2 separate regions of the Homo sapiens genome follow, and region 1 is linked to region 2. The links are chromatin loops, found by intact Hi-C in ENCODE. Cell type or tissue: upper lobe of right lung. All regions are shown on one strand. Links, peaks and the distances in the headings refer to the core of each region. The heading gives the core; the rest is flanking DNA. Region 1 has its middle 260 kb from the start of LINC02852. Region 2 overlaps NR2F2-AS1 (NR2F2 antisense RNA 1).

Region 1 (8,341 bases), core at 115-8,114, 1.5 Mb after region 2:
AGACATACAAGTGACCACCAAATATATAAAGACATGTTCAACATCACTAATCATCAGAAAAAAGGAAATCAAAACCACAATGAGATACCATCTCATACCAGTCAGAATGGCTATTATTAAAAAGTCAAAATACAACAGAGTTGATGAGGCTACAGAGAAAAGGGAACACTTGTGCAATGCTGGTGGGAATGTAAATTAGTTTATCTACTGTGAAAAGCAGTTTGGAGATTTCTTAAGGAAATTAAAACAGAGCCACCATCGGACACAGCAATCCCATTACTGGGTGTACACATAAAGGAAAATAGATCATTATACCAAAAAGACACATGCACTCATACGTTCATCACCATGCTTTTCACAATAGCAAAGACATAGAATCAATCTAGGTGCCTATAAATGGTGGATTGGATAAAGAAGATGTGATATATTACTACTCAGCCATAAAAAAGAATGAACTCGGCCAGGTGCAGTGGCTCACACCTGTAATCCCAGCACTTTTGGGAGGCCAAGGTGGGTGGATCCCGAGGTCAAGAGATCAAAACTCTCCTGGCTAACACGGTGAAACCCTGTCTCTATGAAAAGTAGAAAAAATTAGCTGGGCGTGGTGGTGGGTGCCTGTAGTCCCAGCTACTCAGGAGGCTGAGGCAGGAGAATGGCGTGAACCTGGGAGGTGGAGCTTGCAGTGAGCCGAGATCGCATCACTGCACTCCAGCCCAGGTGACAGAGCAAGACTCCGTCAAAAAAAAAAAAAAAAAAAAAATGAACTCATGTCCTCTGCAGCAACATGGATGGAGCTGGAGGCCATATTCCTAAGAGAATTAATGCAAGAACAGAAAATCAAATACTGAACATTCTCACTTACAAGTGAGAGCTAATCATTGTGCACACATGGACATAAACATGGGGAAAATAGACACTATGGAATACTAGAGGTGGGAGGGGGGTTGAAAAGCTACCTAATGGGTACTAGGCTCACTACCTGGGTGCGATATACCCATGTAACAAACCTTCACATGTCCTCCTTGTAGCTAAAATAAAACTTGAAATTCAAAAAATGATGACGAAAAATTTTTCCTGAAATACTTCAAAGATGCAAATATTTACATATGTTATTGATTTTCTCAGGGACAGAATCTGGTGGAGGCAGGAAGAGGGCAGCAGAAGAGATAAAATGTTTTCAACTTATCATTCATCTGCCTTACGCCCCCCTTTCTTGAATATCCTGCCTTTTCCTTATGCCGCATTCCTCCCTATTTGCTGCTGCCACTGAGAGACCTGTTCGCCACTCCCTGTCTTCAAAAATAACAGCACATGACTGGCAGTCTTCCTTTTCATTGCCAGTCCTGCTGTCATCTTGAGTTAATCCAGTCTGTGTGTGGAAGACTATCCAAGAGTCTGAGCACTCAACATCGTAAGCTGTTCATCTCCAATGACCTCCTTTCTACTTCACTTCATTCACTCCCGTCATTGACCATCCCTGGCCCAAGCCATCACTGGCTTACTAATTTAGCCATGTTCTCTCTAACCATTACACATGATCTTTCTCCATTTCAAGTGTAACCACTTTGACTTTGACTGTTTCTTACTTCCTTGGACTCCATTCCTTATACTTTTACAACAGCTCTTTCCTTTTATTACTTCCCTGAAACATGGGTGATACGATTTGACTATTTCCCCACCTAAATCTCATCTTGAATTCCTATGTGTTGTGGGAAAGACCCGGTGCAAGGTAATTGAATCATGGGGGCAGGTCTTTCCCATGCTGTTCTCATGTTGGTGAATAAGTCTCATGAGATCTGGTGGTTTTAAAAATGGGAGTTTCCCTACACGAGTTCTCTCTTTGTCTGCTGCCATCTATGTAAGGTGTGACTTGCTCCTCCTTGCCTTCCACCATGCTTGTGAGTACATCCAGATGAAAGGCAAGGTCATTCCTGAGAGTGGGAAAAATGCAGGATAATCAGATGTAGGAGGGATAGTTACGAGGTACATTTTAGGCATGTAGAATTTAAGATGGCTTTGAGTGTCCAAGATGTCATCAAGTGGATCTTTGGGGTGGGTGGTGGGAAGGGATGGAATTATCCTACATGCAAGACAGATGTCTCCTCTACTGTAAGCAAGAGTAGAAGAGTACACTGGGTAGTACACTGGTGTGGTGGTGGGCGCCTGTAATCCCAGCCTACTTAGGAGGCTGAGGCAGGAGAATCACTTGAACCCGGGAGACAGAGTGAGCTGAGATCACGCCACTGCACTCCAGCCTGGGCAACAGAACAAGACTCCGTCTCGGGGGAGAAAAGAAAATAAAACAGTACCTGCCACAAAAATGGGGTTCAATAAACATTTGTTAAACAAATGATTTCTTAGCTCCTTTGTAAAAGACAAGAGTGTTTCGAAGCATTTAAACCTCTCCTTTTTTTTTTTTCTTTTTGAGACAGAGTCTCACTCTGTTGCCCAGGCTGGAGTGCAGTGGTGGGATCTCGGCTCACTGAAACCTCCACCTCCCGGGTTCAAGTGATTCTCATGCCTCAGCCTCCACCGGATGCTAGGATCACAGGCACACGCCACAACAACCTGGCTAATTTTTGTATGTTTTGTAGAAATGTGGTTTCACCATGTTGGCCAGCCTGGTGTGGAACTCCTGACTTCAAATGATCCACCCACCTCGGCCTCCCAAAGTGCTGGTATTACAGGCATGAGCCACCACGCCCAGCCAACATTTGAACCTCTCTGTAGTAATCTGACCCCAAGGTGAAAGTACACATATGAGATTTCTCATGTGTATTCTTCCCCCATATTATATAGCACTTATCAAATCGAATTTTAGTTATTGGTCATTGTCTTTCAGTGAGTTACTGCTTTAGGTACGAAGAGTGTCTTATTCATCCGTGCATCCTCTGTCCCCAAAGAGCATTTGGACCTTACTGAGAATTCAGCATGAGTTAACTGGGGTGACCTCACCTGCTGGGGTTGGGGGGCGGGGGGTTTGAATAATGTAGGAGATTGGGTTGGCATTTCTCTAGAACAGCACACAGGGCCCAGCTTTACACAAAAGAGACCCAATCATTCATTAAAGGGTAATTTAGGCCACATTCACCCAACTTGGATGAAAATTTCCAGAAAATGGAAATTCTGGCTTATTGTCCAGGTTGATTAATCGGTTTCAAATTTATTGGTGCTCATTTTGCTTGAATACTTGCCATAGACATGACAACATGTCCCTTTCATAGAAACGACAAATTCCACTTCAATTCCACAGCCCTTCATCAAAAACCCAGAGACAGCCTAAATCCTAAATCGTGCAGACAGTCATTAATACAGCAAAGCATATGCGTAATGAAGTCATTTGCTCCTCTGATCTATGAAATTCGGCTCGGTTACAAGCTTCCCTAGATAACCCGTTCAGGAACAGCAAGGGCTAGACAAACGTCCTGCACTTCAGTGATCAAAAAAAAATTAAATTAAAACCCAAATCATGGCAACCCAGAGGTGAAAAAATAAGTTGGAAGGCCTCATTTCAGAGTATGGACTCAAGCTGGCAAGCCAGGATTCTGATCTGGGCTGCCTCATTTACTACCTCTCTACCAGCGTGGTTTCTTTTATGTCCTCCTTTCCTCATCTAGAAAATGAAGATAAAAATACCACGGAACTCACAGGGTTGTTAAGGAGCGTAAAGAGTTCATACAGTTGAAACTCTTAGAATAGTGCCTGGCACACTATAAAACTACATCATTTTAGAATTAGTACCAAAAAGACGAAAAAAAAATCTGTTAGGCAAGGGATCTTCAGAATGCCCCCTTTTAAGAAATTCAAAGACGCCCCCTACCAAAAAAAAGTAATACATTTTTTAAGAAGCTGTCATAGTAGCTTGAGAATCACAAATGGTATCAAGGGCCGTACGGAAACAAAGAGGAACTTCTACGAAGGGCTTGAGATATTCTTCTCCGGCCTGGTCATTACATTAAAAGCCCTCTCCGTGCAAAGTGACTGCGCCGTCTGTTTGGCCATCGATGGATAGATAAGCGGCGGCAGGATGTGTTAATTTCTTGTTAAGCGCGTGTGCATGTGCACCCGGCAAACAATAGGCTCCAGGAGGCAGAGCTGCGCCGCCCCGGCCCCCACCGGCGCCCCATTTCCGGACTCTTGGCCACACACATCCCCCCTTTGTTTTCCCGGGGCCGGCCGCGCGTGTCGCTGCCGCGGCCACCCCACCAAGCTTTTCCGCCGGCCGCGCCTCGCCAGGAGGCCGCGAGGTCGCAGGGAGGAAGAGCGGGAGGAAGCAGCGGGCGGCGGCGGCGGGGCCTGGCCAGGGGGCGGCGGGCGACCGGGGGACGGGGGACTGGCGGCCCTGGGCCCGCGGAAGCGCCGCCGCCTCCCGCCGCGCTCGGGGAAGGCCTGCGCGCCGCGATAAGGCGCTTCCCCGGCCCATTGTCTGCGCGCCGCGGACGCCCAGTGAAAGTTCTCCGGGCCCGGCGGGGCGCGCAGCCCCACCCGCACCTGGAAGCCGGCGCCCTCCGGGGACGCTGGCCACTGTGACCCCCACCCCCGGCCGCCCACCCTCCAAAAGCGGAAGGGCGGAGGGGTCGCCTCTTGGGTGTCACCGGCCGGCGCACTCCAAAGGACTTTTAAAGGAGCTTTGTTAAACGGATCCTAAGTCCAGCTATTTGCTGGGGAAAATGCCTTTGGCTTCGGGCCAGGGCAGGTCCTCTCAGTTCTGGGAGAGTCAAGGCCACTTGCGTTTATGAGCCTCCTGGTTAATAAGTTACAAAAAGAAAAATGAAATGTGGAAGCAAGAAGTGTCATGTTGTACAAATTAATGTGCTTAATATACATACACGAGGGACACACATAAATATAATTTTGCTATTTACTAGCAGGATTTTTAAAAATGCCAGCTTTAAATTCCAAGCAATTGTGGTTGGAAATGAGACACATGTTGAAAGTTGCGTGATGTGTTTTTTCTTTCTTCATTCCGTTGAGTGTATAGCTGAGACCGTGTAACCTCATTTGGAGGTCACTGACGTTTTCAGTATAAATTTGAGACTCTTTATGTATGGCAGACCAGGACCAAGGGACTCTAATCCTTTACCCCCCACCCATGCCCCAGGCCGGAACCAGGATGAGCTGATATATGTGTATTTTTTTTTCTTCAGGGTAGCAGCATTTCAAGCCCATTCTCTCTATGTTGGCTGCTTCTGTGTGTTTGCCAGCTCTACAAGGATGTTCGTTACTGATCATTTACACAGAATACGGAAATAGCATAGAAAAGAACATCCCATTCATTCATACATCTATTATATATTGGACTAGTCCTATTATGTTTATTTCAAACAACCTGTCTATCATCTACTGCATGTAATACTCTAAATGAGCTTCTCTACTACAGTAAGGGCCTTTTAAAATACAAATGTCTCAATGGAAAAATATTCATCATCTATAGCACACCTGTCTGGCTGCCCAGTTCTAGCCCTGTTTGTTCACCGTCTTTGAGCTATTTGGTAACTCTGTAAATTATAGGTAACTGATAGCAGTGTCCTTTCTAGGATATAGTTAACCGAACACCACCACCTCCCTGGTGGAAAAGTTTCGTCTCCATTTACAATTCATCTCAACATTCTTTTATACATTTATGTATATTCCATATACATTTATGTTCTTTTGACTTTTCCTTTGAACTGGTTATGATATCTGCCTCTTTCCTTCGTATTATAGCAGTAACAGACATTCTTTAATATGTCTTCATATTTGTATCTGTATGAGAGTCATGATTTTATCGTTTTTTGAAAATTATCTTTTAACAGGCTTTCCAGTTATGTGTATCACAAATCAAAGGGAAAACAGGAAGGAAAGGCAGGAAAAAAAAATTAGTGACAATTTTAGTTCACAATCAGATGTAGGAGGTAAATCCATTAATTTGTTCATTACATATATGGAGCACTACCTGAGGGGTTATGACTGTGGTATGCTAATGCAAGGCACTTATTGTCTCTCTGAATTATTTTTATTAACTAATAAAAAATTGGAGGTAGGAAGAGCTCCAGAATTAGTGCCAGATCACTATTCAAGTCCTGATAGTGCCACTTACAGATTGTGGCCCAAGCAAGTTACTTAATCCTCAGAGCCTCAGTTTTCTTAGCTATAAAATGGGACTGCTAATAATTTCCTGCCCAGGATTATTAAAGGAATAAATGAGATAGTCTTTGTGAAACTGCTGCTACTGCATCTCTTGCTTAGGGAATATTGGTTGACTTTATATTGTATTCTGTTCTTTATTTGGAGTAAATACTTGGGAAATAGCAAGATAGTGTAAGATATCCAAACTGAGAGGCTACGAATATATAGTAGAAACAGGAGTTTGAGGCAGACATAAATTTAACTTTTAGGGTCTGTATTTAGCTGTGTGTCTTAGACCAAGTAAAACCATCCCTTTGAACCACTACTACCTCTTCATTTGAACAAAGAGATTAAAACATTTATCTGGGAAAATTGTGACGACTGAAAACAATAAGCACTGCCCAACAGAAAGAACACATTCAATCAATGGTACCTATCAATAAGACATTTCAAAATAACTAAGCTTCTAATTATAACCATAATGTGCAGTAATGTATTTCACAGACAAGTTGAATGCTATGATGCTATGATTCCTTCTTTTTTTTTTTTGGGTGGGGAAGGAGTCTCACTCTGTTGCCCAGGCTGGAGTGCAGTGGCATGATCTCAGATCACTGCAACCTCCACTTCCTGGGTTCAAGTGATTCTCCTGCCTCAGACTTCTGAGTCGCTGGGATTACAGGCGCTTGCCACCATACCTAGCTAATTTTTGTATTTTTAGTAGAGACAGAGTTTCGCCATGTTGGCCAGGCTGGTCTGGAACTCCTGACCTCAGGCGATTCGCCCACCCTGGTCTCCCAGAGTGCTGGGATTACAGGCGTGAGCCACCGCGTCTGGCCATGATTCCTTCTTTTTAAAGAAACCACAATAAATCAGAATTTCTTCTTCCAACTTGGATATATTCTTCCTGAAGTGGCTGAAGACTAAAGAAAGGAATCATATTCCCCAAACTAAAATGCTAAATCTGTACATGGAGAAAAGAATGTTAGTTGTCATCTGTAAGTGAAATCATTGGTGGAGCTTAAGAAATTAGAAGCTTCAGGAATCCAATAAAGAAATCCACATGGTTAAGTGCTTCCTTAACATTTCTTGGAATGTTGTCTCTTTTTAGTCTATGACAAGGATTTAGTATTCTATTACACTGCATCTGATGTGTGATAAGTGTGTGTCGGGGGAGAACTATAAAAAGAAAACATAATAGACAAGTAAAACCTTGATGGCCACAGTCCTTTCCAAGAAAAACTTCAAGTACCACCCTCCCACCTCTCCATGAATAAAAGCACAGTTAATTAGACTAAAGGTGGACACCAGACATTTAGACACCAGTTCCAAAGAGTAGCCTATCATGGATAAAAAGATGACAAATAGAACAATCAGATTCTCCTTCTGAAATTCAAATTGGAAAATAGAGAAGAGTCAAAGAATTGAGAGTAGACACTCAAAAAATTTAGAGGGCACTGAGAGGCAGAGTTAGGCACCTGAAGAATCAGGACAAACCCAAGTCATGAAGGAGTGTGAGCAATGAGCAAGTGGAAGGGGGAGTAGAAAAAAGTGAAACAGCGTCAAGGAAACCAATGGGCCACAGCGCTATGTGACAGAGACTGCTTTGTAGCTCCTTTTCCACAATGAGTTATCATCCTTGGAAGGCAGCTGCCCAGACTGGGTCAATATTTTCCAGTCTTCTTTGCATCCACAGAAATAGTGTGTGTTACCCCTGGGCTGGAATCTTTAGGGTGTGGGAGTGACTCCTCTTTCTTTATCCTTTCACACAGGCTAGACACCAAAGACCTCAAGCCCTAAGAGACCAAAAAGCACCAAGAAGGAAGGAGCCTGGTTTCCTGAGTCACCATGGGAGGAATGTTTCTTGGCAACGTGGCTATGATGCAGGATTTTTCTTGGCTCCTTTGCCAGGCTTGCAGCAGGGAGCACCCCGTCTATTCAGCTCGCCTGGGCCAAGTCTGGCTGGCACAGCAGCTCAGACTGCTGCTGAGCCCCAGCTTGCTTGTGTTATATCTTGTACCTGTGTTTCGCAGTTCTCAAGCTCTTGTCCCACATCCAAGAAGAATGAGGATATGCTGTCAATTGAAGGGTGAGAAGGGCAGAGAATAATTTTATCCAGTGACGGAACAGCTCTCAGCAGAGAATGGACATAAGGGTGGTCTCCCACCCCCGGTAGTTGAGTGGTTTCTCTCCCAGTGTGGCTGAATGGGCTCACTCAGTGTGAGCTTTATGGGCT
Region 2 (8,341 bases), core at 332-8,331:
TGTAAGGCAAATCCTGCTGAGAAAGTTCCAAAGACATCTAAAGCCATGTGGACATCAGCTCATACTTAGTAGTGGACAGAGTGAGGAATTATTGTCTGGTTCTATATTTTTCTCTTTCTCAAGAGTCTGGTAATGAAATCTTTTAAATGACAGTTAATTTTTGGTATGTAAAAAAAAGCATTAATCAAATGATATCAAGTGCCAGTCATTTAAATGTGAAGGTGTTAGTAAGGCAAATACCCAGATAAATTAATATGGTTAATTAGCTGCATCAGTAGTACTCAAAGAAAATACAAGCAGAACAACAAAAGGGATCTAATTTAATTTTCTTAAAACACAAACTCAAGGTGAATTGCAGTTGGAGAAAAATAGTTTAAGGAGCGATTTCCATTCTATTGGTTTTTATAAGGTTTTTTTTGGGGGGGGGACAGTTTCAATATAAAGGAGTAAGTAGGTGGACAGAGACAGACATACTGTCATAATAGGGAAACATGCACAAATTAATTACAACCTCATTTCTCCTCTTAAAAGGCTGATTTCTTGAAAAGTTGAAGGTGCATCTTAAAAATAAATAAAGAACTTCTGTGTAAAATTAAGAGAAGACTGTTTAACTTCATATTCAGCTTCTTGACCATAGGATGTATTAGCTTGAGAATTTACAAAGTGTATTGTTTAAATAAAATTTATACTTTTCTTTTTAGTTTGAATACAAGGTAGAGAAAGATACTTTTCCTATCCATCTATTATAATTCATAATAAATTAATCAACCTTATCTAGGAGATTTCTATGTACTTGACTGAGGTAAATGGATTGAGAGGAAGTCACTTTAAATAGTTTAAAGCAAAACTGAGAACATTAAAGGAAGGGAATATTGAATTCAGTGAAAAATGTCACATTGGTTATTTCTTGGCAGAACCACATCACATCACCGTCAGGGAGAAGAAGATAGCAAAATTGGGGAAGCCTATTTCTGTGTAGAATGTATGTTAATAACTTATTTACTTCTAAAGGTATGTTGCAATTTCTTTGCATATACTTTGTTGCCACATTACCAAGTAATTAAAAAGATGCTACTATTGTGATATTTAAGTAGTGAGGATTTTAAAGATACTTTTCTTCTTAGCCTCCTCTGAGTGATAAAGACTTATGCCTATTTACTCATTGATTTTCTTACATGTGATTTTGGTTAATTTAATGGCTTTTAAAATTAGATACTATTTTGCTAAAGTCTACACTGTATATAAATTGAAAACAAATTCAAAAGTATCAAATCTTTTTCAGGAATTGCAATTTGAATGTTCAGTTATTGAAGAGCTACTATTTCAACCCCCCAGGTTCTATTAAAAACAAACAACTAAACCTGTTCTTCTTTCCTAACAACTCTTAAAATTGCAACTGACATGGCTGTGGATGAATGAATATTTAATATGAGTCTTTAACCCTCCTTTCCTATTTACCCTGGAAATGCCTTTAATTTGTCTTTTATGCTTACGTATTTTAAAAAGCATTAGTCAGTATACAAGAATTATTCACTCCCTTTTTAAAATCAGTGAATAAAAATTCTAATTATAGAAAAGAGGTGTGATGTTTATTCTGAAGTTTCAGTAGCATGCTAAGGTTTTTAAAATAAACTAGAAGAAACACTATCCTAGATAAATTAAAATAGGGCAGTTGTTGGGTAGGGTTTACATTCATATCCTTCTGCCTTTTTGCTTTTGGTACAAAGATATTTGGGTTTTTGTCTTCACATACTGTCTATTGTTAACAGAGTGAATTTTTGAAGTTAAAAATATTTTCAAATTGTCTCGCCTTTATAGTCGAATGCATTATTAAATTGAAAAAATAATATTCACTTTTGTGTTCAAATTGGTATGTCCAGGCAATAATGAGAAAGGTATGTTCTGTAAAATGTCTCCTCCCCTAAAAAACAAAACACATAAACATTACATAAATTAAGCTCAAGAGAAAAAACAATTCTTAGGATTCAGTGTGTTTGAACAGTGGAGCTCTTAATAAGTTTTTAAAATTTTTTTATTTTTAAAACCTTAACTATCTTCTAAGATGGGACACTTCAGTTTTACAGTTTTATATACTTTTTGAATTTAAAAGCAAATTTTAACATTGCAGGATTTTTGAAGCGCAGAGAGATTTGAAAAATAAGCCTCCAAAATAAAAGACAGACAAGTGACAGGGCATGATGTCTTGCCTAAGTTTTTATGGACGTTACAAAAGTTTTCTTTTAAAAATTACAATAACATGCTTTTTCGTCAAGTACAAAATAAGATAGGAGGGAAAAAAAATGAAGAAAAAGTCTCCCTCTCACTCTCTCCCACCAAAAGACCCCAAACAACAACAAAACAAAATAAAAAGAAACCCAAATCCTAAACCCCATAAATGGAGCCCCTTACCATGTTGGGAAAGTTTCTGTGCAAACTGAACTGTTTCTGTGGGTCCTGCCAAGCTCCTGGCTGGTCAACTTTTTAAACACGGCAGGCAATGGTTAGACTGAGGTGAGCAGCCTGGCAGCCTAGAGAAGGAGGCAGACTAGAGCTCAGCTCCAGAGACCTACCACTTAGAGGGAAAGTTGGGACAGCAACTGTTGAGAGTTAACCTCTCCTTTCCAAAGGAGGTTTGCAGAGGCAGGACAGTGAGAGCTGATACCACCAATTTTATTCTTTTCTCAGGCATTTCTAACTTTTATGATTTCCCCCCTCCTTCCTTTACTATCTGTCTTTGTGCCTCCAGGGCCAGTGAAAGAGCAGGGCAGATTCTAGATTGCTTTCAGAGTTTGCCTTCTCTGATGATGGATTACCATGTCAATTTAAACAGCATAGGATTAATTTGTTTCAATGATTTCTCTTTAGGCTGAATGCCAGCCGTTTTTCTATCTTTCTCTTTGCTCTTCAGAACAACAACAACAACCAAAAAAAAAAAAAAAAGCCTTCTTTCCATATTCTAAGTTAAGAGACAATAATAGAAATAGACAAGTTAGGTGTAATGTTGCAACACAGTTATAGGTCTGAGTGTTTTTTATCTCTGCCTAAGAGGCTGAAACATACAGTCAGTCACATTAAAATGAAATTGGACTCAACATTTATTCAATAAATACTTGTCTTGTAGATAATCCAGTGCCGAGTGCTTTTGACATATAAGAACTTAATTTGTCTTGGATAACAAGTTATTAATATGGCACATTTAAACTTGCCACCTACAATAAGGTTACTGAGCTCTACAACAAACTCAAATGATCATTGTGAAAAACAGTTTGTGGGAAGAAGGGAGACATTTTTTGAGAATGCTTATATTATTATATGTAAGTATATTCACATACAAACCAGTAACACATAGGGGCACACATGCATGTGTACACACTCTCCCCAACATATGTGTGTGTGTGTATATATATATATACATATATATTCAGATCACATATGACAAAAATGTTCAGTGAAGTTAAAAAAAAGTCCATCCATTATACAGATGTATCTAACCTTTCCTGAATAAGAATGTGTCAGAGAATTTTCTCTTTTGAAAGATTTCTAAAGTGCACTTGAAAAATGCTGTTCAAATCCAATTTTTTTGCAAGACCAAACCCATTATGAGGTTGAAAATGTCACAGAAAAAGCACTTAGGTGCAATCCAAAATCAAACAACCCCTCCACATTTTTTACCTAGTCTGAGCTTGCAGCCAGCCAGAGCATGTTGCTGGTAGAATAAAGCCAATTTAAGTGAAATAATCTATTGCTAAAGTGATTATTTAATTTCCCGCTCTAACAGGAGGTCCTCCAATGGATGCAAAAGGACAGGAGAGACATTTCATCCTATGCACTGAATATATTGGGCAAACATATTTCGAATTACGGGCTTCTTTTCCACCACCCTCTTCTAATTGTCTCTCCTTTTCCCAGCATTCCCTCACACTGAAATTTACATTATAGTTCAGAATAGTAAAGTGCATTTTGAATATGAACACAAATGGATTCTATAGCCTTCCCCTTTTCCTCAGCCTTCTCGATGCACAGGTGGGCTTTATTCGAACAGGTTCTACTTTCTAAGGACATGCAGGATCAGAGGCCAATGACTGTCAGAACTGGAATCTATGCAATTTTAATTTGTAAAAAAAGTTATTGGTTGCTAACCTTGGGGGAGATTGTGCATCTCTAAGAAACCAAATCTTTGAGTGCTCTCCCTGGGAAATGACGTTACACATGAGCAGAAAAATCCAGGCAAGAAAGGCTAATTGAATGAAGAGAGAGAATTAGGTTAAAAAATAGAGTACAATCTAGTATCACATTTTCACTAGTGTAACTTGAAATGAAGGTGTCTTCAAGTCGCCAGTGTTGCCAGAGTGTTTAGATGTTGGCCACAGATGGGAACACCTATTGAAATGTGTCTGAAGAAGATTAATAGGGCTTGTCACTGTTGGGAAAGCACTGCTTTGCTGTAAATTTCTACCAGCACAAGATGAATTACCGATGAATGCTCACTTATCAACCCTATCACTATCGTTCGACACTAAATCAAATTGAGAAGTTATCTGCAATCAGAAAATTTCTTTTTAAAATAGACATACACTTTTAGGCCCCAATTCTTTAATAATCCCATGTACAAAACAATTCCCCATCCCCTGATGCTTCTTTAGCTTAAACAAAATTATATCTCAATAATGAATATATTTTTAAGTTTATACACAATAAGCAGCTGGTCAATTGCAAAGGTTGGCAGTATTTCAGAGAGGGTATGAAGGCTTCTTGGAGGTCATCATTTAACATTTCATAAAATGTTTGTGTGTGTGTGTGTGTGTGTTTTAACTTTTAGATCTTTCTCTCTCTTAGTTGGAAGGCAAAGAAGAGAGTGAGTTTACTGTTCTAAACCCTGTGACCTAATAGTCCTCTAATGCTCCGGTAAGATCAAATTCTGAGAGAAATGCAAGTTTAAGTAGAGAACAGTAAAATTGAATTCAACAGATGGCAGTGATACTTGGGGACATGCATTTATTCTTTTGTGATTTAATGGTATTTTAGGTATCTCTTTTTTAAGTTGATTTATTTGAGAAGCAAAGCAGGGGCATGATCTCATTTTATTATTTATTAACCAACTCTGAGCATCCAGAGGCTTTCCAACCTAGGGATAATTATGTTTTGATAAAACCATCAACAATTGTGTTGTTATAGGGCTCTACCTGTTTAAAAAATGTGGTCATATGCATGATTCATTTGATTTTTACTAAAGTCCTGTACAAGAAGAGATTTTGCATTCCCATTTTGCTGATGAGTAAACTGAGGTCATGGAGCCAATAGGAGCACAGTCAGAATTTGAACCTATTTCTCCTGGGTTCCTTTCAGGATTTTTTCACTCATCATTATGTAAATAAAGAGGAGGATGATGATACTAATAGCAGCTAACATTTACTGTATACCAGAACTATGGTAAGCATTTATTTATGTTATTTTATTTAATCTCTATACAGCTCTCTGCGGTAACTACTGCTATTATTTCTATTATCCAAGAGAAAAAAAATGAAAACCAAACAGGATGAGACTTAACAGAGTTTAAGGACCTGCCTGAAATTCACATTGTTAGTAAGGTGGAGGCATATTATTCCAATCCAGGAAGTCAGAATTCAAAGCTGCTGCCCTATCCTATGTTCCTGTTTCCAATTACAAGAAGTCTTAAATTGTATTGAAGGGTCACAAGAAACCCCACTTCTTTTCAGAATATAAAATTCCTTAGACTCTGCAGCAGTGTGTCATGGCAGAATAGGCACTGGTCTGGAAATAAGGAGACCTTGGCTTAAATTCTAGCTTTACCAGTTACTAAGTAGGTGACCTCAACCTTTATGCCCTTTACTTTCCTCATCTCGAAAATGAGTCGGTTGGGTCAAATGGATCTACGGACATTGCACTTGTGTGCTTCTCTCCCTTATGGTGCCCAAGAGGAAAAAAGAGGAACAGAGAAGCAACAGCCACCTATGCAGAGGTGAGTAGGGGCGCGTGACACAGTGCACTGTGAGAGGGCATGGCTCCCGCTTCTTGGAGACTGTCTTGAGGACACTCAGCATTAGAGGAAGTCTCCTTTTTCTTTTTCTTGACTCCAGAGAGCACTGAATACTTAAAACAACGATGGTTCTTTAGAAAACCATAGAATTTAAAACTTGCAAGAAAATCCTTACCTCCATTATTTTCCAAGTAAAAGAAAAAAAACAAAACAGGTCTGTAAAGGTTAGGGGACTTACTTAGGGTCATTGAGCTGGTTGGTGATGCAGTTGAAACTGGACCCCTTTCTCTTGGCCCCCAAACCAGGAATCCTCACCTCCTGAAAGCATCTTCCTTACGCTATGCTCCTTGCTCAACAAAAGATACTTTAGATTATCTGATCATGTCCCTATCATAACCATTTCCCTATTTTATGATGTGATACTTTTATTGGGTTATTATTGGCTGTAATATGAAATTTTTCTAGGTCTCTCTCACAATAGTTTTTCATAAAACCTATTAAACTCACCAGTTACATAGTGGAGGCTGCGATGAAGAATCACACAATAATAAGAATATTCTGTCATCTCCATTAAGTCACAATAACACTCCGATCTGTATTTATTACAATGCTCCTCTGATGCCTCCATCACCCAAATTGCTAGATTTATATTCTCTAATGGTCCCCCAATGGGAAAAACCTGTATTTTTAATTTTTGTTTTCCTGTCCCAAATCACCCTTTCATATCCCTTGCCTGTTTTGGAACCTCCGTCTGGATTTAATCAGAAGTTGCAAGACAAAATGTGCATTATTAAGAAATATAAATATTTTCAGAAGCAATCAAAGGGATGAAAGATTGATTCAGCATGCAGATTGGACCTAATTCGAAGCAGCTTTGTTCTAATGAGGGCTACTGGGATAGAAAGTCAGAAGCCATTGTGCCACCAGTTAGTTGGAAATTCCAATGCATTAGAATAAACTGTCAGGATTTCTCTTGCTAGATAGGCTGAAAACACTTTTTGCAAGCTATGTTCCCCAGTCTCTGGGCAAAACCACCTTCCTTGCCACCCTTAGGGACTTGTAATAGGTAATAGTCATCTTTGAGAAATTATGACTAATTCATTCTTCTCTTCAGAGTTCAGATCAGCAAGTACCTCCCTTTTCCCAACTCAGAAGCTGGCTTAGCATTAACTTTCATAAGAACATTTTGGCCTCGAGGCATCTGTATTACAATTTCTTTCTTGGCATAATAAAAGGTATCACATTATCTACCTGGTCAATCTCTATTGGCTTTCAAAATAGAGACGTGGAAAAACCTAATAAGCCTCATTAGGATATCTGCTTTAAAAACAAGGCTGCCCCATTTAGCACATTGCTGTGAAATGTCCCAGCAGAGCTGGGTGGTCATTGCTTGAATACAGGTATTGCTAATTTGGGATCTTTGTTAGTCTGGTAGCTCTGAAAAAAAAGCCTAATGTGTAGGTGGAATTTTAATACACAAGTGATCAAACCCAGATTGTTGTATTTTGTTTTTGTTTTCTTTCTTTCCTTTAATCCCACTTCTTGTCCACATGGCCATGTGTGAGAGATGGCTTGATTTTCTTGATATGGTTCACCCATCCACAGCTGGAATTCCAGAGATGACTGAAAATGTCTTTAAAATCAACACAACTCAGGGAGCCTGAGAGAACAAGTTTTCCTTTGTTGTAGGGTATAGTATTATTTGCTGTAGGTTTTTTGATATACATTCTAAATTAGGCCTGCAAAGGCATGCTTCATCTTTAATTCATCACTCTCAGCTGAAAGAGATTAGCAATGTCTAGCACGCACCCCTCGTATGGTGCTGACCTCATCAAGTATGGCCTGAAATTAATTAGCCTCATTCATTCAAAATGGAAAAGGATAATGGAGGCGCATTTTAGAGATGACCATCACAAATCGTATGCGGCATATTTAAAAGGCCCCTATTTTCAAACCATGTAGATTAAAATTCTTTCCAGGGCTTACAATATGCCAGAGTTATCAAGGATCCAGAGCAGAGCCTGGTCAGATTTCGTGTATATATGTGTGTGTGTGTGTGTGTGTGTGTGTGTGTGCAGAGTCATATGTTCCATGAATGTTAGTGCCTGTGTATGGCTGAGTCCATAGCTGGCTTGTTCTCTAGGATGACATCCAGAATATCTGACCAACAAAAATCTGATGTTTCATACTGTTTTATATGGTCCAGTAGTAGAACACATTAAGTGAAATTTGTTGTTGCTATTAAGTGGAATATGCCAGCACAAACTTTGCTGCTATTTTTCAGATACTATTCATGCTTTAATTTAGAAACAGAAAAGCCTCTTAAAGAAATGTTCAACTTTT

Evidence for each region. Peaks named below come from ENCODE experiments on the same cell type or tissue, not always from the same donor. Only the 100,000 strongest peaks of a DNase experiment are listed, where the experiment ranks them.
Region 1: a loop joins it to region 2, with 7 times the contacts of the local background. A loop is called at or near these places in 4 of 110 quality-filtered maps.

The regions. Positions count from the first base shown.
Region 1 is chr15:94,841,036-94,849,376 of GRCh38, reverse strand. No RefSeq gene overlaps it. Among named protein-coding and RNA genes, the nearest start is that of LINC02852, 260 kb to the right of the region's middle. In upper lobe of right lung, for the core only: a CTCF peak has its summit at 4,147; DNase peaks (open chromatin) are centred at 4,196 and 4,666; H3K4me3 peaks cover 1,055 bases; H3K27ac peaks cover 1,609 bases.
Region 2 is chr15:96,311,587-96,319,927 of GRCh38, reverse strand. All of the region lies in intron 1 of NR2F2-AS1 (NR2F2 antisense RNA 1), which reads left to right. Among named protein-coding and RNA genes, the nearest start is that of NR2F2-AS1, 11 kb to the left of the region's middle. In upper lobe of right lung, for the core only: no CTCF peak of the experiment used is centred there; no DNase peak of the experiment used is centred there; H3K4me3 peaks cover 1,962 bases; H3K27ac peaks cover 2,759 bases; H3K27me3 peaks cover 483 bases.